Regions from separate parts of the Homo sapiens genome. Here region 2 is linked to region 1. The links are chromatin loops, found by intact Hi-C in ENCODE. Cell type or tissue: pancreas. All regions are shown on one strand. Links, peaks and the distances in the headings refer to the core of each region. The heading gives the core; the rest is flanking DNA. Region 1 overlaps RAB27A (RAB27A, member RAS oncogene family). Region 2 holds the start of RAB27A (RAB27A, member RAS oncogene family).

The links. Peaks named below come from ENCODE experiments on the same cell type or tissue, not always from the same donor. Only the 100,000 strongest peaks of a DNase experiment are listed, where the experiment ranks them.
Region 2: a loop joins it to region 1, with 7 times the contacts of the local background. A loop is called at or near these places in 103 of 110 quality-filtered maps.

The regions. Positions count from the first base shown.
Region 1 is chr15:55,215,601-55,228,085 of GRCh38, forward strand. RAB27A (RAB27A, member RAS oncogene family) reads right to left here. Exons shown (of 7, transcript NM_183235.3): 6 at 8,289-8,412. Among named protein-coding and RNA genes, the nearest start is that of RSL24D1, 25 kb to the left of the region's middle. RefSeq lists an enhancer at 7,480-7,549. In pancreas, for the core only: a CTCF peak has its summit at 2,168 (motif pointing right); no DNase peak of the experiment used is centred there.
Region 2 is chr15:55,278,234-55,290,932 of GRCh38, forward strand. RAB27A (RAB27A, member RAS oncogene family) reads right to left here and starts at 11,580. Exons shown (of 7, transcript NM_183235.3): 1 at 11,483-11,580. RefSeq lists enhancers at 1,458-1,752, 11,898-12,047 and a silencer at 11,268-11,797. In pancreas, for the core only: no CTCF peak of the experiment used is centred there; no DNase peak of the experiment used is centred there; H3K27ac peaks cover 2,763 bases.

The sequences.
Region 1 (12,485 bases), core at 84-4,083:
GAGATCGCGCCACTGCACTCCAGCCTGGGCGACAGAGCGAGACTCCGTCTCAAAAAAAAAAAAAAGAGTCATAACCTCAGGTCGGGCGCGGTAGCTCACGCCTGTAATCCCAGCACTTTGGGAGGCTGAGACGGGTGGATCACCTGAGGTCAGGAGTTCAAGACCAGAAACCCCGTCTCTACTAAAAATACAAAAATTAGCCAGGCGTGGTGGCAGGCGCCTATAATCCCAGCTACTCAGGAGGCTGAGGCAGGAGAATCACTTTAACCTGGGAGGCGGAGGTTGCAGTGAGCCGAGATCGTGCTACGGCACTCAAGGCTGGGCAACAGAGGGAGACGCCGTCTCAAAAAAAAAAAAAAAAAAAAAAAGAAGTCATAACCTCTGGAGTCATGCTGCCTGGCTTCAAATCCTAGTAGTACATCTTACCAACTGTGATTCTGACAAAAGTTTAACCTCTGTGCCTCCGCTGCTTCATCTGTAATACCAAATAACATCAGTATCTTCTTGTAATGATTAAATGAGTTAATATTTAAAGCACTTAGATCAGAACCTGACACATGTACAAACAATAAATGTTTCTTATTTCCAACACAGAATTGGGTTAGGTGATAAAAGCTTATTTGTAATGATGTTATTTAAAACTCAGAACACAGCCAGGCACCGTGGCTCACACCTGTAATCCCAGCACTTTGAGAGGCCAAGGCAGGGTCGGAGTTGAGGTCAGGAGTTCAAGATCAGCCTGGCCAACATGGTGAAACCCTGTCTCTACTAAAAACACAAAAATTAGCTGGGCATGGTGGCACGTGCCTGTAGTCCCAGCTACTAGGGAGGCTGAGACGGGAGATCTCTTGAACACAGGAGGCAGAGGTTGCAGTGAGCCGAGGCGGTGCTACTGCACTCCAGCCTGAGCAACAGAGGGAGACTCTGTCTCAGAAAAGAAAAACAAAAACTCAGAATACATCATCCCAAAAAAGCAATGTCACTAGCAACATGGTAAACATTAAATTCTCAATCTGTGTGTTGTGTGAAAAAAAAAGAATAAAAAATAAAAATAAATTTGCAAACTAACCCATGAACATTGGTTTAATCCACAATGTAGCTGATCTATAAAATCTACAATACTGCTCTAATTCTGGTACCTGGGACCACGCCTCCCTACACCAGAGATGCTGCACTCAGACCTGTCCTGGCCAAAGTGCTTTGTGCCTCCAAAGCATTTGCCTCCCTTACTCCTCATTAAACTCCTCACTTTCCAAGCAATCTTCATGAAATGCTGGAAGACAATGGATCTTACTCTACTGATTAATACTGACGTATAAATGATGCTTCTAGCAGAGCTGTGAGCTACTGTCCAATGTTTATTAACTTAAGCAAATATTTAATTGGTATAATTTCAAGGTATAAGAGCTCTAACTTTTCAAGTTACTCATGCTAAAAGACACACAATATTAACAAGACATACTTTAGATTTGTAACTCCAAATTCAAGTAACAAACTTCTTTCAATTAAAAGTATACTTTCTTGCCATTTGTAAACCTCTAGGTCATGGGACCAGGAGTCAGGTTAACAACTTTAAAAATCCTTAGACTAATCACTCAGAGTTTTCTGAGCAATTTGAGGCAGTAAGATTTTCATTTCTACAGGAATAAGTGAATAGAGTTCACTCCACTCTCAGCTCTGTGCCAGTAATTGGGCTGTAATCTCATCTAGCAAACTAGATGAGAGCCATAGAAAAGACCCTGAATTAAGACTTTCTTTCCATAAGAAAATGATGTTCCAGGCTGGAGGCGGTGGCTCACCTGTAATCCCAGCACTTTGGGAGGCCGAGACTTGTGCATCACTTGAGGCCAAAAGTTCAGGATCAACCTGGCCAACATGGTGAAACCTCGTCTTTACTAAAAAAAATATATAAAAATTAGCTGGGCACAGTGGTGCACACCTGTAGCCCCAGCTACTCGGGAGGGTGAGGCAGGAGAATCGCTTGAACCTGGGAGGCAGAGGTTACAGTGAGCCAAGATCGTGTCACTGCACTCCAGCTGGGTGACAGAGCTACACTCCATCTCAAAAAAAAAAAAAAAAAAAAAAAAAAAAAAAATTCAAGAGGATGTATTGTTCCCATTTTAACCATAGAAAGAGTGCTATTGTTCCTTTTCTCCACATGGTGGTGCTAATGTAGCACCACCATGGAGCCGTATTGCCAAAGACGAAAAAATTCAGCACTGCTCATCGTTATTACCAGTCTGTAAGTGGCCACTTAAAGGCCATTTGGAGTACATGGAGACCATTAATTATAATGCATTTCCAAAAATAGATTAATCACAAATTTTAAAATAAAAAATTTAAGTAAACAGATTCAAATCAATGAGAGGGGCATAAGCATTTGCAGTTTTTCACCAAGATCTTGCTTGTGGCGTAGGTCAGCATCCTGATTTCTTTTCCATTATTTATTCTCACAAAACTAAAAGATCCTAAATCTCAGTTAGAGGTTGCCAGGAATAACAGCAAGTATGTTTGGTGGTTCTGTCAAATGGCTGTAGATATTTGGCTCACATGTAGATCTAGAAATTATGAACAAACGTCTCACTAAAGTGAGAAGTGAGTTTCACACTACTTTTCACAGTCTGTTGGATGCTAATTGAACAACATTTCCAGGAAATGGCTGGTGTGCTGACTGTTTGAACCTGGGATATTGCAGCAAATGAAATCCAGATCCTCTGCTGAGTTAAATGGAGCTCTGTGAATCAGTCTTGTATGTTTGACTTATTTGTGTACTTTTCAAACATGCCCAATGCTACATCGCTAAGTTATTTCTCAAATCAAGAAAAGATGTAATCAAGTTTTAAAAGACTAAACTATTAGAGATCAAGCTATTTGTACCGCATTTCATCTAGTTCAAACTAGAGAAAACAGTGAGCATGCTGTTGAATTAAGCTACTTGAAATCCCTGAAATGATCCATACTGATATTATTAATGTTGTAAATAAATATTTTTAATTCCTCTTTCATTCCAGAACTCTTGAGCATCTTCCTCAGCAATAACCAGCAGCCTTCAGCAGGGAGAACATCATCTTAAATTTGCTGCCCATTTCTTTGCACAGTACACAAAATATGTACATTCAGTTGTCATTCTTAGTTCACATTCTTTTTTTTTTTTTTTTTAGAGGCAGAGCCTCGCTCTTTTGCTCAGGCTGGAGTGCAATGGTGTGATCTTGGCTCACTGCAACCTCTGCCTCCTGGGTTCAAGCAATTCTCCTGCCTCAGCCTCCCAAGTAGCTGGGATTACAGGCACCCACCATCATACCCAGGTAATTTTTATATTTTTGTAGAGACGGGGTTTCACCATGTTGGCCAGGCTGGTCTCGAACTCCTGAGCTCAGGTGATCCACCCACCTCAACCTCCCAAAGTGCTGGGATTACAGGCATGAGCCACCATGCCCAGCTTTAGATCATATTCACATTTTTCTCTATTTTCCTCAACTCTGAATCAAGAACAAAGGCTTATTATGACCACCAACTATCCTCTGTGAATAAAGTATGGACAGACATTTCAACGCAACCATATTTAGTCACAGAGTGAAGCCCTTGTCTGCTCACTTGTGGTTGGTGCTCCCTCACTACCAATGCCAAGGTCCCTTCCCAGCCTATATCATAGGTGATGTAATTAACTGGGTGAGAAAAAAAATCTTCCTCTCTTTAGCATGGATTTTCCAATGAGAAGTCATTGAGCATATTTCACTCACTCATGCATGGCACAAGTAGACAATTGGTTCATATCCTGTACAAGAATGACTTTGTCCAAAGAAAATATCTGCTAGCATGCTCACCTGTCAAGCAAAATGTTTGCTAGCATGCGTCTTTGATAGGAACTCAAAGTGTTGTCTTGAACCAGCAGCAGCAACATCTAGAAACTGATCATCAGTATACATTTGTGGGCTCCAACCCAGACCTACTGAATCAGAAACTGCGGGACCCAGTGTTCAGGTGATTGATTCTGATGCACACTGAAGCTTGAGATCTAATAGTGTCTTCCAAAAGAGGAATGTTGCCAATATTTCATTCAGCTTTCTCTTCTACTTGTCACTGACTTCGTAGCTATCTTTTTAAAGTGTTTCAGTAACCATGTGAACTGTAATCACTTGGCTGGCAGGAGTGCAAATTTGAACAACTTTCTGTTTTGTTCTCTTCTCCAACTTCATTGACAATATCACTCAATATAATACATTGGAAACCATTATGTTGCATTTGTTCCAGGAAAATTCAATTGGTTTACCACAGAGATCACTTTGATTTGTTAGGAAGTGACCTAAGAGCTTCATATTACAATTTAACCAAGTTTCACAGCAAAAACAAACAAACAACAACAAAAAAAAAAACATGGAAAATTAGCGGTAGACTCTTAGGCCACTACAAATTTTTTTTCTGATATTCATTATCATGCATACAATTTGCCCTTTACATTTTTGTCTGTTGTATGAAGTCCTCATTCTCAAATTTACTTGTCCCAGCACACACAGATTAACATTCCATTTTCGCACTGTAGTGTTCTTTATTAGGCTTACAAAGTTCTTCTGAGACATGGTGTTTGATTCTTTGATATGTCTATTCCAGAGAACCAATTGTAAACCAATGATCTGGGGTTTTTTTGTTTGTTTGTTTGTTTTTGTTTGTTTGTTTGTTTTGTTTTGAGACAGAGTTTTGCTCTTGTTGCCCAGGCTGGAGTGCAATGGTGCGATCTTGGCTCACTGCAACCTCTGCCTTACCAGGGTTCAAGCGATTCTCCTGCCTCAGCCTCCCAAGTAGCTGGAATTACAGGTGCCCGCCACCACACCTGGCTAATTTTTTGTATTTTTAGTAGAGATGGGGTTTCACCATGTTGGCCAGGCTGGTCTAGAACTCCTGACCTCCGGTGATCCACCTGCCTTGGCCTCCCAAAGTGCTGGCATTGCAGGTATGAGCCACCACACCTGGCCCCAGTGATCTGTTTTTATGAATTGAGAATAGAAGACAGCATAATAGTAACAAAAAATGTAAATTTATCAAACAACATACAAATTATATGAAGATATGCCATAAACTTTATCCTGTTTTCTGACTGTTAGCACATGGATAAACTAAACAATATAGTCCTTTAGTGCATGTGTAACCAGTGTAAATGTTCTAAGAATGAAACAAAACATCTGTGAAAATAATCATTAAAGTTATATGCCATATTTGTGAAATGCATGTGAACCAAATTTTTCCATCATATTTTCCTCTAAAAGTGCCAAACAGCCTACCAAACTACATGGTATGCTTTCTGTATCCTAAGGGACTCTGTTTCTAGCCCTTTCCTTTCTTCAAGGGTTTCAATCATTATCTGCTAAATCCTCTTTTCTCATTTTAACCCAATTCAAAAACTATAGATTGAGCTCCTCTCTATGAAATACTCCATAACCATCGTGACCTGGGCACAGGTCAAAGACAGTCCCCCACACCCCTCAGATACCCCATATGACAGAAGGCAGGGTTAGGCTCTGTGAAACCAGACAGGCTGTGGAATCCTAAGACCGAGGGCACAGGAAACAAGCAAAGGGCTGAAAAAGCCCACAGGGGCAAGAAGTCAAGCCTGACCCTCCCCCAGTACTTGAGAATATACTTGAATGTGCTTGTTTGATCTAGCTAACTCCTCTAACTGCCTTTTTCTTTTTTTTCTTTGCATTTACTGACATACTCTCAAAAGAATGCTCTAGGATCCATGGTTTCCATTGCTTCATCACTTACTTCCTCCTTACCCATTGCAACATACCTCACAGCTTCAACACTACAGCATTCTCTGTGGTAATCGTTCTCTCCCTGTTTCTTTTCCACTACGTTACATGAGTGCCTCTCAGGGGAGCAGGGGGACATTTCAGACTGGCCGGTAAGACTCTGTCAGCCTCCCCCTCAGAATCACCTAAGTCACTGGTTCTCAACCATTGCACATGAAGATCACGTGGGGAGATTTTAAAAGATACCAATGCCCAGGCTTTGTAATGAGTCAGCTTGGCTAGGCTAAACAACATTTCCCAGAATGCCCTTTCTGGTTAGGGTGGGCCACAAAAGAGATTTGGGGGCAATTTTGGGGGTAGGAAGTGAAGCAACCTCCATTTCATAGCCCTCATATATTGTCGCTTATCTGCTGGCTCATCTTATTGTCATAAACCTGCAACTAGACCTGCACCTGGGCCAGGTGATGTTGTTAGCCCTGTGACAAAGGGCCCCAGTTTCTGCAGGACACCCACACCAGCCAGGTCAGAGGCAACAGGAAGTGACATGGGTTTTAGTCCCTCATTATGGGCACCAGCTGGTTCTCACTTTTTCCATCCATCCCCCATTTCACATCCTTCTCCCCTTCCTGTCTGACTGTCCTGTCCTTCAGGCTTCAGCATCAGACACAAAGACAACACCTTACAGAGACTACTTACCCAGCTCCCACAATTGCATATGCTCAAATTCCTGTAACAGATCCCTTCATGTATAGGTATGCTTCTTCAAGTGAACCCTGCCTGAGAAACTCCTCCAAACCAATTATGTCTGATGGTCAGAGGTGAAGCCCAGACATGAGAATGTGTTAAAAGTTCTCTGGATGTTTCTAACATGGTTAAACACCATCTGCCCTAGGGTAAAAACCTCTACATGCAATTGCAAATCCTTGCCAGAGTAAGCCTATAGTGGATGGGAATCCTTCAGCTGAGCTAGCCTTGAGAAAAACCTAAAATCCTGCCCTACTCTATGTGTTTTTCCTGATTTATTCTTCCTTTTCCTTTTTCACAAAGCTAGCCTCTGCCCACCTCACAGACCACTGCAATCTATCAATCTCTAGTCTTTCCTCCCTCCCCACCTATAGCCTATAGACTGATCTGGAAATGTAAACATAACATCCCTCCATGCTCAAAGGCTTTCAGCAACTCCCTGTCCTCCAGGGATCAAATCTAATCTCCTTACCTGGTATTCAAACCCCTCCAGAGTCTGGCTTCTTCCTACCTGGCCAACCTATCCTCCCCCTCCCTTCCCACTATAAACCCTACCAGCTTTCTGAACCTCCATCAACCAAAGAAAGAATAAAGCAGTGATCACACAATAAAAAGGGAAAGGTTTTCTCTTGGCCTTCTTGGATTCTGCTAACCACCAAAGCCACAAACTAGGTAACATCCCCTACACCATCTACACCATCTCTATTTCCCTCCCCTCCCTTCTCAACCCACTTGCTTCCTTCCTCTTTTAATGCTATTAAGGGTTTGAATTTACATATGGGTTCTCATTGTGTGAGAGGCAGAAAGAAAGTAAAGTAAAAATTCCTTTTAGAGGCACCCTTAACACTTTAATACTTTAATAAGCAGCAGCTGACCACTTCTTTCATGTCCAGTTCATGCTGCTGCTGCTGCTGCTGCTGCTATGATCCTATTCCCAGAACTCAAGGAGAACGACAGTATTTTGCTGACCCTCCACCACAAGACCATAGACTAAGCCAAAGGAGATCTCACACTCCTCTCCCAGAATAGAAATTTCAAAACCAGCACCTAATCTGCAATAACCAATAAGCCCTTCTTATATGCTAGCATTCTCTACAATAGTACATGAAGTGGCTTTGAAATTTCCTTGCTGAGGCTGGGTGTGGTGGCTCATACCTGTAATCCCAGCACTTTGGGAGGCTGAGGCGGGTGGGTCACAAGGTCAGGAGTTGGAGACCAGCCTGGCCAATATGGTACCAGAAACCCCATCTCTACTAAAAATACAAAAATTAGCCGGGCATGATGGTGGACTCCTGTAGTCCCAGCTACTTGGGAGGCTGAGGTAGGAGAATCGCTTGAACCCGGGAGGTGGAGGTTGCAGTGAGCCGAGATTGTGCCACTGCACTCCAGCCTGGGTGACAGTGTGAGACTCTGTCTCAAAAAAAAAAAAGAAAAGAAATGAAAAAAGAAATTTCCTCGCTCAACATGGAGGATTTCTTTACCCCAGGAGTCTCCTATTTGCATCTTGGAAAGAAGGCCTTACATACTTAAGGCGCCTCTGAGACAACTCAAAGTTGTCTCTCTGCAAATGCCAAGAGTTTGAGAAAATGGGACCAAAGCACTGAAGGAGGCCCTTGCCACATGCATTGTCAATGGATCCTACTATCATATCATATAAAAAGGACACATTCAACATGCCCCAAGGCCTATGGCTGAGGTTTTGCTTTAATTGTCCACTTTTATCTTTTTCATTACCATTCACCTGCTAATGTTTATATTGAAAATGTTTTCTCTAGACTTCTCCACAAAAATACTCACCCATATTTCTCTGCGAGTGCTATGGCTTCCTCCTCTTTCACTACTCTCTGGTCCTCCAGATCACTCTTGTTTCCACACAGCACTATATCTGGGTTTTCACAATATGCATGCATCTGTAGCTGGCCTATTAATATAAGAAAGTTTATTATATATGTAAATAATAATGTAAGTGTATGATCAGTGAACAATACATGCAAAAGTGCTTTGAAGACTATAATGTATATATAGATATTGGGAATTGACATAATGCTTTCAAAGCATCAGTAATCTTATCTGTAAAGCTGAATAGTTGGGGCAGAAATATAAAACCATTCTTAAGCACATACCCCAGTTTATTGATATCGGAGAGTTTATAGGAGAATGTGCTACCTCTCAAGTGTGAGGGCCCACATGTGCACACGCACACATATGCACACACACACATACAAAACACCTTTCTTTTTTATGAAGGCTATTTGAAAAGAAAGTTGCAGGAGTTCCTAGGGTTTACTGCTAATCTTAAAACTGTTTTTATGTGTTTTTTTCTCCATAGCAATGACATTTCTAAAAGAATTGTTTTTCTCCAAACTAATCTATTTCTATCCAAAATGTTTTTCACATTTTTCTATTATCCTAGGGCAGAATCAACTCATTTAAAACAAACAAGATACAGGCTTCAATGAGAAGAAAAGACCCAGAATAAACAGTAAGTGATTCTGTCACCAGAGCCAAGTGGAAGCAGAGGACTATAATTCTTATTCCGCAGCTTTTATTTCACCTGAAAACCTGCAAATAGGCACAATTATAAAAAGCAATTGACTCAAACCAAAGAGCTTCACTAAGCTAAATAGTTTAATCTTTCAAAGTAGGAAAATAACACCTCATTTCTTACCCATCACACCCCAGAATAAAATTAAGGCCTAAACGTTCACAGTAAGACATACTTCAGAGTTTATGGCCTAATTTATTTTTTCATCATGGTTAACCAGAAAAGTGTGGACATTTTAGTTCCTCATTATGAAGTAGTGTTCATCATATCTTATCATGAGAAAGTCAAGTAGGCAGGTGTTTACTGAGCATTAGCACAGGCCTGATACTCTGCATGGAATTTCACAACAGTTCTTTGCCCTCATGGGGCAACTGGGGTAATAAGACCTACAGAGGACAGACTAAACTGTGTACCATTTCATGAAAAGCCATGCCCTTTCTTTCCTCCAGGTTGTTACACATGCTGTTCCCACATCACTGAATACTTAACCACAACCTTCCTTCAAGACTTGCTTCATGGTTACCTCATTATCTTTCTGGTCTCCAGAGTGGCTCTGTGCTCTGTTAATGCCTTATAAGGTGTTATAGGTCCATGCCCAGTGTCATGCTATGAGCACAGACTCAGGATCCAGTGTACCTAGGGATGAATCCTGGCTCTGCCATTTACTAGCTGTGTGACCCTGATGAAGTTATTTGACTGCCTCAATTTCCCCATCTGTAAATGGTGATAATGATACTACTTACTTTATACAGTCAAGGTAAGGATTAAAATGAATTAATCCAGTGATTCTGCAGGTAAAGACTGTGAGCCACCAGCCTTAGCATAACCTAAGAATTTGTTGACATGCAAGTCTCAGGTCCCACTCCAGCTCTACTGAATCAGGAATGCTGGAAATGGGGCTAGAAATCTGTGTTTTAAAAAGTCCTCCAGGTGACTGAGATGCACATTCACATTTGAGAACTACTAAGTTAATATATTAAAGCATTTAGAAGAGCATGTAAGTATCACCAGTAATTATGGTTAACAGTATTTATTTTGGGTAGTCTAGGAAGTGTGATTATTGGTGATTTCTTCTTTTTGTCTCATTTTTCCTAATTTTTCTACTAAGATTGTGCTTATCTAAAAAGCAAATTAATCAGTTATTTTAAAAACTTCACTAAGAAAAAAGTCACCTACATAAACAACTACAGTCTGATAATGGATGTAATAAGGACCCTATACACAGTATAAAATGTAACAGGGGTTAAAAGGAGGGAAAACATCTAACACAACTAAGTTTATTACAGAGAATCTCACAGAGGCCATCTTTGCTAGGTTTTAAAGAATAAGCAGAACTCCAGTTGGTTAAAAAATGGGGGCAGGTGTGGAAAGGGTTTTTCAGACAGAGAGAATAATGGGAATAAAAAATAAAGAAGTAAAAATATGTAAAATATATACTGTTGGGTTTTTGCACCACTTATGGGACTCTACAGAAGAAAGTTTAGAAATGTAGGCTACTTTAAAGTTTCCTTAGGAAACACACTAGCACTGGATGAAGAGTGACTCTGGGCATGACGTGCTTACTCCTCTGAACTCCAGGAAGACAGGACAGTGACTACCACACTACCAAATTCCTTTCAGATTTCAATCCAGGCCCAGAGGACTCAGCCTCTGTTCTGTCTCCTCATCTGAGTGGGGCTTACTTTAGACTTTTATCACCCTTCTCAAGAGGGCATGGAGAGATTGAGTGAGAGGGAGGGGTCTGCAAGGAGCAAAGGGAAAGGGGAGGGTATATAGACCTGCTCTCCTCTCCCAGGCCAATCAGGGCCCACGAGTCAGCTACTTCTTTAATGCAACACTGTGTTCTGGCACTCACCACTGATTTTTATGTATTTGTGTGTGTGTGTGTGTGTGTGTGTGAGTGTGTATTTGTGTGTATTAAGCTATTATTTTTATTAAAAAATAAGAAATGGGCCGGGCACTGTGGCTCACGCCTGTAATCCCAGCACTTTGGGAGGCTGAGGCGCGTGGATCACCTGAGGTCAGGAGTTGGATGAAACCCCGGGAGATGGGTGAAACCCCATCTCTACAAAAATACAAAAATTAGCTGGGGGTGTTGGTGTGCGCCTGTAATCCCAGCTACTCGGGAGGCTGAGGCAGGAGAATTGCTTGAACCCAGGAGGCAGAGGTTGCAGTGAGCCGAGACTGCACCATTGCACTCCAGCAAGGGCAACAAGAGTAGAAACTCCATCTCAAAAAAAAAAAAAAAAGATAAGAAATGAATGATCATTGTAATACTCAAAAGGCTGACAGGAAGAAGAAAAAAATAAAAGTACAGATAATTAACAAATGTTTATTCCTAATTAAGATTTGATATTACCACTTCTGACACTGAACATTACACCTTTTTGTTTAAATGGTAGGGGGTGGAGAATACTTTCTATTAAATATATAAAATCTTCAATACGTATAAGTGTTCTTTACCTAACTGAGCAATAAGGATTCTTTTACTCTCTAAGGAAAACAAAACAAAATACATACATATGTATACATATTTTCACATAATTTTGTTCTTTATCCAACTAGTTAGCCAGGATAGGCAATATTTATCTAATGTCTCAGAGTTTTAGTGTCTACCTATGAAAAACAGGTGCGTTATTTTTTGATGCTAAGATTCTATGCGCACTCTCTAGTGATCCTTATAAAATAGTTGATTTTAAAAAGCCCCAGAACTTGTTCTGATGATGCAAAGGAGGGATGATGAACACGGGCTGAGAGTAAGAGACCATAAACAGCCACTGTCATTCAGCTACAAGGGAAATAATGAGGCAACTTAGCCAGGCATCTAGCGAAGTGAAGCCCCAGTAAGCATTACTATATTTGGGGAACTCATATTTAAAGTAATTAATAGCTCTTCAACTCTTAGTGGCCAACTGACTTGAGAACGGGCAAAAAAAAGGCCATTAAAAAGGAAAGCCAAAGCTTCATATCCTTGGATAAGTCTATTACTTTTTAAGGCTCAATGTCCTTCTCCTGAAATAAGGACACAACACTGACCCGAATCTTTGCCCAGGGTGATTGTGAGGATCAGATACAAAGTATGTGAAAACCACAGTGCACTAAATTATTTTTAAACTCATTTTTAATCTAAGCTTTTCTACTATCAAAACTACAGCCAATTACCCTTTCATAATCCCAAAACAGTAATGTTTAAGTAGCAGATCTTTTTAAATCAGTGTTTTAAAGATTTAGATGTTAAGAATTTAATATTACAGCCTTCCCTAATAGATTCTCTAGGGTTACACTAACATGACCAAACAGGGAAAATATACATTTGAAAGCTGTTATGCAGTCAAGTGGCAGAATTCGAAATGGCTATGAACCAATCATTTAGGAGGTTAAAATCTCTCCAAAATAAAGGTTGACATATATTGCACTGGTGACCACTTTTACCAATGCAGTTGTAGAGT
Region 2 (12,699 bases), core at 2,039-6,038, 65 kb after region 1:
TTCAACATTTCTGATTTCTCTACTGGACAAAAGCCTGGCAGGTTTCCACTATATTTTCATAGAAATGACTCTTTTACACTATGGGAGCCCTGGGGTATTTATGTCAGTAGCCGCTTCTAAACTTGTGAACAGAAATCAGCCTGCCACCTCACAAAGAAGAGGCATCATATCTGAAATTTGTTTTTAATTTCCATTTCACTTTTTTCCTTCATAATAGCACCAGATTATTCAGTCTTCTAATCATTATTATTTTTTTTTTTTTTTTTTGAGAGGGAGTCTCACTCTGCCACCCAGGCTGGAGTGCAGTGGCACGATCTCAGCTCACTGCAAGCTCCACCTCCTGGGTTCACGCCATTCGCCTGCCTCAGCCTCCCAAGTAGCTGGGACTATAGGCGCCCGCCACCACGTCTGGCTAATTTTTTGTATTTTTAGTAGAGACAGGGTTTCACCATGTTAGCCAGGATGGTCTCGATCTCCTGACCTCGTGATCTGCCCGCCTCAGCCTCCCAAAGTGCTGGGATTACAGGCGTGAGCCACCGCACCTGGCCCAGTCTTCTAATTATTTAGTGAATTCAGTACGTTGACATGGGGCTGAAAAATCTGCATTTCTAAGTTCTAAGTTCTAAGCCAAGTCATTCACTAATTATGTCAATTCTATCCCTGAAAAATAAGGGCTTGTATCACCAAACGGATGAAATACCATTTCTGAACTCAAAAGCTGAAGCAACTCCCTACTCCACATTTATTAATTACAGCCTGAAGGAAATTGCTCACATCTATGCACCCCACAGACAAAAGGGCACAGTTGCTAAAAGAACAGTTCCAAACTTTGGGATAGATAATGGAAAGAATCACAAGTTACTCAAAGCCAAAATATGGCCTAGGAACCCTCTAAGAAGCAGTAGAGACAGCAGAAAGAGCCAGGCAGATAAGACTCTTAATAAAGGCCCCCATGGCCTGTCCTCCCATACTCTTCTATTTCTTCTCCACCCAGTGTCCGAGGCCTGTGACCACAAAACACAGGACAACACAGAACCTCAGAGAAGCCTTGAGGGGCAACTGGTCAACCAATTAGGGCAGGTGAAAATGGATCCAGGACTGGCAGCAGAATCACCTAGGATATGTGATGAAAATCCAAAATTCTGGGTCCCATTCAGGCCTCTGAATTAGGATCTCTGCAAGGGAGGCCTAGGGAATCTGCATTTATATCAAGCTTCCCAGGGGCTTTCTGGTTATACACAATCAAGTTTGTAAGCCACTGTTCTAGGGAGACAACAGATGGCAAAAATGTACAACTACAGTTAGGCAAATAGCCTGTACATCAAGATCATATTTAACTTCTACTAGCCTCAGATACCAAATCTGTAAAATAGGGATAATAATACTGACCTAGCAAGGTGGTTGTGAGAATCAAATGAAATAAGTAATAGCCTCACACACAGTGTCTCACATACAGCAGGTGCTCAATAAAAGTCCATTCCCTCGCTTGTGTATGGCATTCTAATGAAGACTTACAACAATAGTTTTTGAATAAATGTCACCTGTTTTGAATAAATATCACCAAGGAAAGCAGATGGCCAGGAAAGTTAAGGCCTCAATGTTAATGACTCATCAACTACAAAGGCCGAGGTCAGCAGCCTTAACCAGCGATTGAGTCATGAAATGTACTTGTAGACAGTGGTTCTCAAGCTTCGGGGTGCATCAGAGTCACCTAGATGGTTTTAAAACACAGACTCTAGGCCCCACCAGAGTTTCAGATTCAGTAGGTCTGGAGTGGGGCTGAAAATCTGCATTTCTATGTTCCCAGGTGGTGCTGATGTTACTGGTCCTAATCTGACACTTTGCAATAAAAAAAGAAAAACTATGCTGTGTATATTTCCTGTTTGACACTAGACTGGTTAGTTTCATGTAAATAGAGAAAAAAACTAAGAAACCAACAATTTCCGAGGCTGTGCTGCCTCTGTCCCTGAGAATCTTACTATGTTGTTTGAACAATGCATAGAGAGGACAGGGAGATTTGAGTTCTATCTTCCCACTCACTTGCTGTGTGACTCTGCATGAGACATATGATCTCTTCCAGCCTGAGTTTACTCAGGCTGGGAGTAAAGGTGAGCTAGACACTGGTTCCCAAACCAGGTTGTCCACCAACAATCACTAGAGCAGTATTTAAAATAAAACATAGATTCCCAAGCCCTAGCCACAAACCTAATAAATTAGAATCACCAAAGGAGAGACTGAAAAATGTGTTGTTGTTTCTTGTGGGTATGGTTTATATATATATATATATATATATACTTTAAGTTCTAGGGTACATGTGCACAATGTGCAGGCTTGATACATAGGTATACAGGTGCCATGTTGGTTTGCTGCACCCATCAACTCATAATTTACATTAGGTATTTCTCCTAATGCTATCCCTCCCCCAGTCCCCACCCCCTGAGAGGCCCCGGTGTGTGATGTTCCCCTTCCTGTATCCAAGTGATCTCATTGTTCAGTTCCCACCTATGAGTCAGAACATGTGGTGTTTGGTTTTCTGTCCTTGAGATAGTTTGCTGAGAATGATGGTTTCCAGCTTCATCCATGTCCTTGCAAAGGACATGAACTCATCCTTTTTTATGGCTGCATAGTATTCCATGGTGTATATGTGCCACATTTTCTTAATCCAGTCTATCATTGATGGACATTTGTGTTAGTTCCAAGTCTTTGCTATTGTGAATAGTGCTGCAATAAACATACGTGTGCATGTGTCTCTATAGTAGCATGATTTATAATCCTTTGGGCATATACCCAGTAATGGGATTGCTGGGTCAAATGGTAATTCTAGTTCTAGATCCTTGAGGAATCGCCACACTGTCTTCCACAATGGTTGAATCAATTTACACTCTTTTGTGAGCATGTTTTAAACAAAAGCTCCCTGTGCCATTTTCATGTATAGCCAGTTTTGAGGAAGCATTAACATGGTAATCTTTCTCCAGCATTAAAGCTCTTGGGTCTTTTTGATTTCCAATTCACTGGGTCCTGAGTCTATACTTAGCCAGTATAAGTAGCCTTCTCCTTTTATATTTGCTTCACCTGGCTATTCTTCCGAAAGGAAGCATACACTGTCCTCAAAAAAAGGAATCTACTCTGCTTAGCAGTTCCATTTCTCATATATCAATAAACTGGCATTCTGGTTTCATTTAAAAAATAAAGTCCAGGATAGGCACAGTGGTTCATGCCTGTAATCTCAGCACTTTGGGAGGCCAAGGCAGGCAGATCACTTGAGGTCAGGAGTTCGAGACCAGCCTGGCCAACATAGTAAAACCCCATCTCTATTAAAAATACAAAAATTAGCCCAGCATGGTGACATGCTCCTGTGGTCCTAGTTACTTAGGAGGCTGAAGCAGGAGGATCCACTTGAGCCCAGGATGTTGAGGTTGCAGTGAGCTGGGTGACAAAGACAAGAAAGAAGGGAAGGGAAGGAAGAAGAGAAAGGAAGGGAAGGAAGGGAGAAGGGAAGGGGGAATGGAAGGGAGGAAGGAAGGTAGGAAAGGAAAAGAGAAGGAAAAAAAAAGAAACCAGAGGCCCTTACAGACCACAGGTACATATTTGGATCTTATACCTATTACAATGAAAGCAACTAAGGGATTTTAAGCAGAAGGATATGAATTGAATTCCTTTAATTTTTTAAAATTTTGTCTCATGCTCCTCAAGAGTGTGAGTTCCTTTTTTGGGACATCACTGGCTTTGTGTGAAGAATGGGCTATGGCAGGGAGGGGCAAGAATTGGAACAGAAAAGTAGCAGTACAGGCCTTTAACCAGCAGCTGGCACAGAGCAGGCACTTGGATATTTCTGCACTGCTTTAACATAGGGAAATCATAATATACTTGTTTCACCTCCTAATGTATTTCAGAGGAGTTCAAGGAAGAGACTCTGGGTGTTAGCAAAGTTCCATCTAGATGTCACTTCTTTTGAACAACACATAGAATTTTGGATTGTCCACAGTACAACTGGTTCCAATCAAGAAGTATTAGAATAAGAACATAAAAAGAACACACCAGGAAACCATCAGACCAGGCTTCTGGAACCATCCCTGCCATCAATTAGCTATGTGACCTGAGGCACAGCTCTGGATTTCTGGGAGGGGAGCCTGGGCTACAATTTCCAAGGTCCCTACTAGCTCTTAAATTACACAATTCTGTAAGTGTAACAAATGTGGTTTCCTTATCTGGGTGGCAAAATGGGATGATGACTCAGGGTGAGGTTTTTTGTTACAGATTTTCAACCTCCCAGAGAAGCTCTAGTGAAGCTAGAATCAGGGTGTTAATAAAGAAACTGTCCAGTTTTATTATTTCCTTTCCAGGGTATGGTGGTCAGCTGGAAATCTGGGAAGTAGACATTCCTGGCAGCTGCGAGCTTATCGTGCAAAGACTGAGAACCCAAGTCCCTGTGTAACCCTTCAGGTACACGATCTCTGGGGTCCCCTGCTCATGTGGCTTTCGCTCATGTGGAAGCACACAATAGACAGGCACTGAAGACCAGCCTCTCACTTCCTCCTGCTGGTAGGCTGTTCCCAAAGGGTCCACTCCTCTCCTATGGCCAACCTGGCACCTCCACGAGAACCCCATTTCGCATGATCCCTGGGGGCAGTGGTTCTCAGTCTCAACTGCAACTGCCCATCAGAATCCCGTGTGGAGACAATAAATAAATAAATAAACAAACAAACAGCCTGAGCCCTACCCCACATTTACTGACTTAGAATTGGGGTGAGGGAGAGGTTAGAAAGACAACAGCGGTAGTTAGGCTTAGTTAGTTTTACATGATGGACAGAACGTGTAACTTGGGAAACTGTAAGCCAAAGAGGTTGAATGAGTTGTCTAATGCAGGGTTTCTTAGCGTCGGCACTGTTGACATTTTAGGCAGGATAATCCTTTGTTGGGGGCTCTCCTGTGTACTGAGAATGTTTTGCAGCATCCCTGGCCCCCACCCACTAAATGCCAGGAGTAACTCCCCAGCTGTGACAGTCAAAAATGTCTCCAGGCATTGCTAAATGTCCCATGTGGGGTGGGGCAGGGGAGAAAATCACCCCCAACTGACATACACTGGTGTGATATCACATAGTTAATAATCAGGAATATGGAGACTAAAAACCGACCGACTGATTCCTGACTGTGTTGATTCTTCCACATTCAAGCAGGAAGTCCGGAACACAGGAATGAGCCGCCACCTGAGGAAATACCACAACCCACTTCACTACACAACCCACTTCAATACACAGCCTAGGGCAGACGTGGGACCTGGGACAGCTGACCTTGTCCCTAATGAGAAAAGCCACATTAGGTCTCCAGTATTTGACTGTGAGGACAATGACTTATCTTTTCAAGGACTGTTACACCTCTTCACTCATTCTTGGAGTTGTTTCCTTGAAATGATGCGATTTATTATGAAAATCACTATTTTCATAATGATTTCTTAGCAAGAAACAAAGAAATCCTGACCACAATCATAGGTTATATTTTAAAATTCTTTAGTTTTGTAAATGAACATTTAAGTCATGACCTATTTCTGTATGTTTCATTTCTCCCCTTATTAGGGCTAGTACAGCAAGAACAAAAGTATCATATTATTGTGTTTAACTAGCTGATTTAGACCTTGACTTTGCTTTTAACGATACAAATACACAGCAGATTAGTATTTAGCCATACCCTGATAGGACTTGACCAGCCTCCCAGGTGGTGGGATCAGGCCAAGGTAGATAAACTATAGCAAATAAGAATGAACAGACTTTTCAGTCTCGTGGCAACCAATTTTATTATTATGCTTTGACCTGGCAGCTGGTAAGACTTTATATGAATTAACCAATGAAACTATGAAAAAACAAGATTAGTGGTTCTGAAATATGGTATTCAAATAGCAGTTAGAGAAAGCAGTTCATTTTCAAGGCTGCTTTCTTTTAAATAGGTACAAATAATTACAATAAAAAATAATAAAATCTTGTTTAAAAAGAACAGATCTCTAGTGAGCAAGTCACATACACCTGTCTATCTACCTTGGTCCTTGTCATATGTATATCTTCCATATTTATTGTACCAAAATAAAAAGGGGTGAGGAATTTTGTGGGAATAGGCCACTCAAAGCAAGCAGGCTTTCCATAAGACAACACTTAGTTGTTGTGGAATTATACTCAGTAAGACCACCTTAATCAAAGCACCTTATAATAAATACTCCAGAGGGTCAAAAGTGTTAACAAAACCATAAAAAAAAATAAAACCACATTGAATTACAGGCTTTCTGGCATAACAGCAGGGACAAGAACCACATGGGGCTTTCAACAGTTATGCGGCTCTCAGAGAAAAGTCAAAGTGTCTCATGAGAATGGCTTTGGCTGCCACATGTTGGATCTGGGGACTGAAGGACAGTATGATAATGAGGTGATCTTGAGTGGATGGCTAGAGATGTGATTAAAGGTCAACATGAAAACATAAGCAACTTCTTCATGACCTCTTAAGGGAAGGGATTATGCAGCAGAACAACTGCTGGTTCCAGAGTCCCACTTCCAGCTCTGCCACTAACTCTATGTGACTTTGACAAAGTGACTTAACCTCTCTGGAGTAAATTCCATTAACTATAAAAGACTAGAGTAAAATGAAATGTTCTCTAACTTCCTTCTAATTCTAATACTCCTTGGGTTTACAAATCTTCTCTTTTGGATACATGCACAATCACCAAAAATCAGCCATGGCTCAATCATTCTTTGGACATTTTCACCATCGATGCATTTCCTATGCATAAACATAAACTCCAGCTAGGGCTGCCAGACACAAAACAAGACATCCAGTTAAATGTGCATTTTGGATAAAGAACAATTTTTTAGTAAAAGTATGTCCCAAATAATGTATAAGATATAGGAAACAATTATTTAGTGTTTTTCTGCAATGCAAATTTAACTTTTTTTTAGTTTGCTAAATCTGGCACCCCACCTCCATCCCCACATTAGAATCAAAACTCTCACTCCACACACGGGAGGTTGGCTGACTAAAGCACTACATGGTAAACTTCTGTTTAAGGGCAACATATACAGACGAAAAACAAACAACCAAAAAAAAAAAAAAAACAGGAAAGGAGGAACAAAACTTTCAGCATTCCTCGTAAGAGAGGCATCTAATTTTACTTGACAATAAATAAAATATGAGTATTACTAGACCTCAATCATACAAGTACCTGCAAAACCAGAGAGTCCAAACAGAGCTGAATGCTCTCTACTCCACACACCTTACCCTACGAACATAAGTAAATTACAAACCCTTTATCTCTGCCTCCAGTTCAGGGCTCATGTCTGCACCTAGCTTAAGGGAAACCAAATCATAAACTCAAACTTCCTGACCAAGAGGCAGAAGAACAAATACAGTCCAAGAAAATCTGCAAGTGGCATAAAAAGTGAAGGCTATAGAAGGGAAAAATTACTCTCTTCAAGAACCAATCTTGTTTTAGCGATGGCAAGACAATTTCCCTTCTCAGGGGCCTGGCCAACATGGTGAAACCCCGTTTCTATTGAATAAATAAATAAGAAATGAATTTCCATTTTCTCAAATTTCCAAAAAACTTCACTCTTCTTAAATTAGCACAAGAGGCCAACACCCTGGAGATAGGCACTGAATGGCCCTGCCCAGTTTGCCCAGGATATAGACAGAGGGCTCCGGTCTGCCACTGTGGGAGGGACCAAAATCCTCACCTTTCTACTTATTTGACCTTTCCCTTTTTAAGGAAGATAAGACTATTATTTTTGGGAAAGTAGGACAGAAGACGAGAGACTTAGGAGATGTTGGTGTATCTATAGACATTGCTTCTCTTAGAAAAAAATGGATGGAATAGTGGGAAAGAAATAGCAGAACACTCTACAGACATACCATCCTGGATGTGCCCGATCTCCTCTGATCTTGGAAGCCAAGCAGGGTTGGGCCTGGTTAGTACTTGGATGGGAGAAATGGCAGAATGATCCCTATTGCTCTGTCTTCTGTTCCCTTTTTCATTAGTTCAACACATATCTCTTTGAGTGCTTAATATATGTCAGAAACCATTCTATGTGCTATGGACATCACAGTGAACAAGGCAGATTACTGGCCATCCTGGAGCTTGTCTTCTACCAGTGAAAGACAAATGTTGTGTGTGTGTGCTGGTCTGTGTATGACAGTTCTATAAATACTCGAAAGAAAACAAGGCAAGGTAAGGGGGCAGAAAATGATGGGATAGGTGAGGGATACTATTCTAGATGGAGTGGTCTAAGAAGGCCTCTCCAGAAAAATGACTTTTCACCTGAATGAAATAAATAAGAAAGCCATGCAGACATCTGAGGGGAAGAGCATTCCAGGCAGAGGAAACAAGTGCAAAGGTCCTGAGGTATGGCTGGAGCAGAGTCAGCAAAGGCAAGAGTGATAGCAGATGAAGCCGCACTCCATGCAAGGGTTGTATAGACCATGGTGAGGACTCTGTCACTTCTGAGATAAAAAGCCACTGGAGAGTTTCAAGCAGAGTGACATAATAGACTCTGGCTGCTGTGTTAAGAATAGAGTGTGGAGCAGTAAGGGTGGAAGCAGGGAAGCCCTTCAGAAGGCTTTTGCAGTAATCCAGGTGACAGAGATGATAGAACTTGGTGGAAGCAGCAGAAGTGGTGAGAAATGGTTATCATCCTAGATGTATTCTTTTTTTTTTTTTTTTTTTTTTTTTGAGACGGACTCACACTCTGTCGCCCAGGCTGGAGTGCAATGGCACGATCTTAGCTCACTGCAACCTCCGCCTCCTGGGTTCAAGCGATTCTCCTGCCTCAGCCTCCTGAGTAGCTGTGATTACAGGCACCCACCACCACGCCCCGCTAATTTTTGTATTTTTAGTAGATACAGGGCTTCACCATGTTGGCCAGCCTGGTCTTGAACTCCTGACCTCACGTGATCCACCTGTCTCGGCCTCCCAAAGTGCTGCGATTACAGGCGTGAGCCACCGCACCCGGCCTGCTGAGGAATTTAATGTGGGGTATAAGAGAAAGAATCAAGAGTGATTTCAGGGTGTTTGGTGTGAGCATCTGGAAGAGTGAAGTTGCCATTCACTAAGATGGAGAAGACTAGGGGAAAAGCAGCTTTGGGAGAGAAAACTCAAAAATCTGGCTCCTAGAGATTGTTGCTCACTTTAAAACCCTTACATCTATTTTAGAACCAAAACAATAGAAATTGAGAAGCTGACTTTAAATTTCATGTGGAAGGCCAGGCATGGTGGCTCATGCCTATGATCACAGCACTTTGGGAGGCTGAGGCAGACAGATCACCTGAGATCGGGAGTCCGAGACCAGCCTGACCAACATGGAGAAACCCTGTCTCTACTAAAAATATAAAATTAGCCAGGCATGGTGGCACATGCCCGTAATCCCAGCTACTCAGGAGGATGAGGCAGGAGAATCACTTGAACCAGGGAGGCGGAGGTTGCAGTGAGCTGAGATCGTGCCATTGCACTCCAGCCTGGTAAATAAGAGCAAAACTCCATCTCGAAAAAAAAAAAAAATTCATATGGAAATTCAAGGGACTGGATAGTCAAAACAATCTTGAAAAAGAACAAGGTTGGAGGACTCACATATCCTGATTTCAAAACACTATGTAGCTACAATAATCAAGGTAGTATGATACTAGCCTGAGGACAGACATACAGATCAATGGAATAGAACTGACAGTCCAGAAATAAACCTTTACATTCATGGTCAATTTATCTCAACAGAGGTGCCAAAACTATTCAAAGAGGAACAGTCTTTTAAACAAATGGTGCTGAAAGAACTGGATATCCACATGCAAAAAGTTGAAGTCAGACCCCCTGCCTCACACCATATTTAAAAATTAACTTAAAATGGGTCAAAGAATGAAATGTAAGAGCTAAAAACTATAAAACTTTTAGAAGAAAACATAAGTATAAATCTTCATGATCTTGAATTTGACAATGTTTTCTTAACTTTGACATCAAAAGCACAAACAACAAAAGGAAAAATAGGCTCGGTGCAGTGGCTCAAGCCTATAATCCCAGCACTTTGGGAGGCTGACGCAGGTTGATCACTTGAGGTCAGGAGTTCAAGACCAGCCTGGCCAACATAGCAAAACCCCGCCTCTACTAAAAATACAAAAATTAGCCAAGCATGGTAGCACACACCTGTAATTCCAGCTACTCTGGAGTCTGAAGCAAAAGAATCACTTCAACCCAGGAAGCGGAGGTTGCTGTGAGCCAAGATCATGCCACCGCATTCCTACCTGGGCGACAGAGTGAGACTCTGTCTCAAAAGAAAAAAAAGGAAAAATAGATTAAATATACTTCAACGAAATTAAAAATCAAGGCACGTCACAGAAATTAAGGAAGGAAGAAAAAAGGGAGGGAGGGAGGAAGAGAGAATGGTAGAAAGGAAGGAAGAAAAAAGTAGGAATGAAAACATAAAACAACATAAACCAACATAAAATACAGAAAATAATGATCCTCAGTCAAGTTCCTTCAGCATTATATTAACCTTTCTTCACTTCTAACCATCTGCAGAAACTGTTTTCCAGATTGTATTTTCCCTCTAAAGCAAGTTTTTAAGGCCGAAAAAAAAAAAAGAACAAGAACAGTGAGTGGAGAATCAACAAATTTAATTAGCAATGATTACAGAAAACTTAAATAGCACACACAACTCTATAATCCCTCTACCCCCAATTCCAACATCTGACTGATCAACCAACCATAAAATGTGAGAATCCATCCAGAAGGAAAGAACAGCTGTTAAGCTGTAGGGGTAAGGACCCTGTGGCAGAAGACCCTGAGGCCATGTGGGCCCAGGTGGCCAGCAGGAGCGGAAAGGCTGGGAAGGCTCCTCAGTCCAGGGCTCACAAGACTCCCTTCGCTTCAGGCCTGACTTTGCTGAACTGGTGATCTATTGGGACAGAGACAGGCTTTGGCAATAGTTACCAAAGCCTGTCATCATATCTGCACCACCACCAGTCCCGACCGGAGGGCCTGGCTGCCAGGTAGTTTTCAGTCTAACTGACAGGAGAAGAGAGAGCCCCTCCCTCGCAGCTAGTCTGCAGTCCAGACCCTCACCAACCGGAGGGCAACCAGGTTAAACAGTTAAACTGAAAGCAAAAGAGGGAGGAATGAACCGGGGGGCGTGCGGGAGGTCGGGGACTTTCCTCCTTTCCCTCCTGGAAAGTTTCCTACCCCTGATGGGCATCCTCCCACCTGGATGCAACCCGGAGGCGATCTGAGACCCTGGCCGGACCTGGGACCGCACCTGGCCAGCACCAGGCAGTTGTCATCACTGGGGTCTGCGCTGAGGGCCTGGGAGAGAAGCCACTCTTCAGGCGGGCTCGGGCGCCTGGAGGCGGGGAGGAAGGGCGGCGCACTCGGACCCCAGCCCTAGGACGGCCCCAGGGGGACGCCTCGCTCGGCCCTCCCGGAGGGACCGGACCCGCCGCGCGCCTCCCGCTCCTCAGGCCCCCTCACCTGGCTCGCCCCGCCGTCCTGTCCCCGCCTGGCTCGGGTCCTCGCGCGCCGCGTCCACCCGCCGCCGGCCTTTTTTGGGTCGTTGGCGGGTATTTTCCGCCTGGCCCCACATCACTTCCCGTAAAGGAGAGCGAGGTGGGGCGGGACCTTCTCTCCTCCACCTCCCGCCTTCTCCTGTCACCTCGGGAGCGGCCCCCGCCCGGCTGGCGGGGGGCGGGGTGCTGTCGCGCTCTCCCCGGCGGCCGCGCCTCCGAGGGGTCCTCTGTGAGCCCCGAAAAGGCCCCGCTCGCCTCCTTTGTCCCAACACTAGTTTCCGCTGCCCCATTCTGGAAGGCGCTACAAAATATAGGAGTGTTTTCGTTTTGGGACACAGGAGGGACATTTACAAACTGCACCAAGGACCGGTGCGCGGCGAGGTGTCGTTTGGGGACTCTCCCCTATTCACCTCCCCAAAAAGCCATGTTCTAAGGGTGTTTTCCACGGCATCAGTTCGCGGTCGCCACCGTAGCAGCCGGAGGTGCCGGGCGTACTCACGCCGGCCCCGCCCGAGGTTCCCGAGTCCGCGCGGCTCCTGAGGCGGCGTCCCAGGCCCGGCCCTGCCCCCGGCTTCCCGCCCCTGCGGCTCCTGGCTTAGGTCGGCCTGGACACGGCGTTTCCGGGGCAAGGGAATGCCCAGGATTCCTGGAAATAACATGGGAGAAAAATAAGTAAAAAATTTCGCAGGAAAAAAATCAATGTAATTCCGGGAGGAAATGGCAAACGGAGTCTCTGCTCACACTGTGTAATTCAAGAATATAAAACCACTGTAAATTTCTAAGAGTGTTAGAGCAATGAGTTTAAAAAGAAGAAAACTACAGTATGTTAAGGAACCGCCTCTGTCGGAAGAAACCTGCGCGCCTTTGCTGCCACCCAGCGGCTCTCTTCTCCCAGCGCCAACGGTGTCGCTCCGGCCTGCGGGGTAGTGAACCTGGGACTGCGTAGGGGGTCAGACCTCGTGGTTCCCACTCAGAGGCAGCCAAGTTCATCCCTCTCAGTGGCCAGGAGGTGTGAACAGCAGCCCTTGGGCCTGTCCCTATGGAGTCTAAGGCAAAGGCCCTTTGAACCAAATGTTTCCACTTCTAAGCAGAGTAAAATGTTGAGAAGCCTTAGTTCAGCTTCCCTTCTGCCTTCTAAGCCGTCTCGCTGACTTGTGTCTACCTCCACCGCAAATTCCAGCT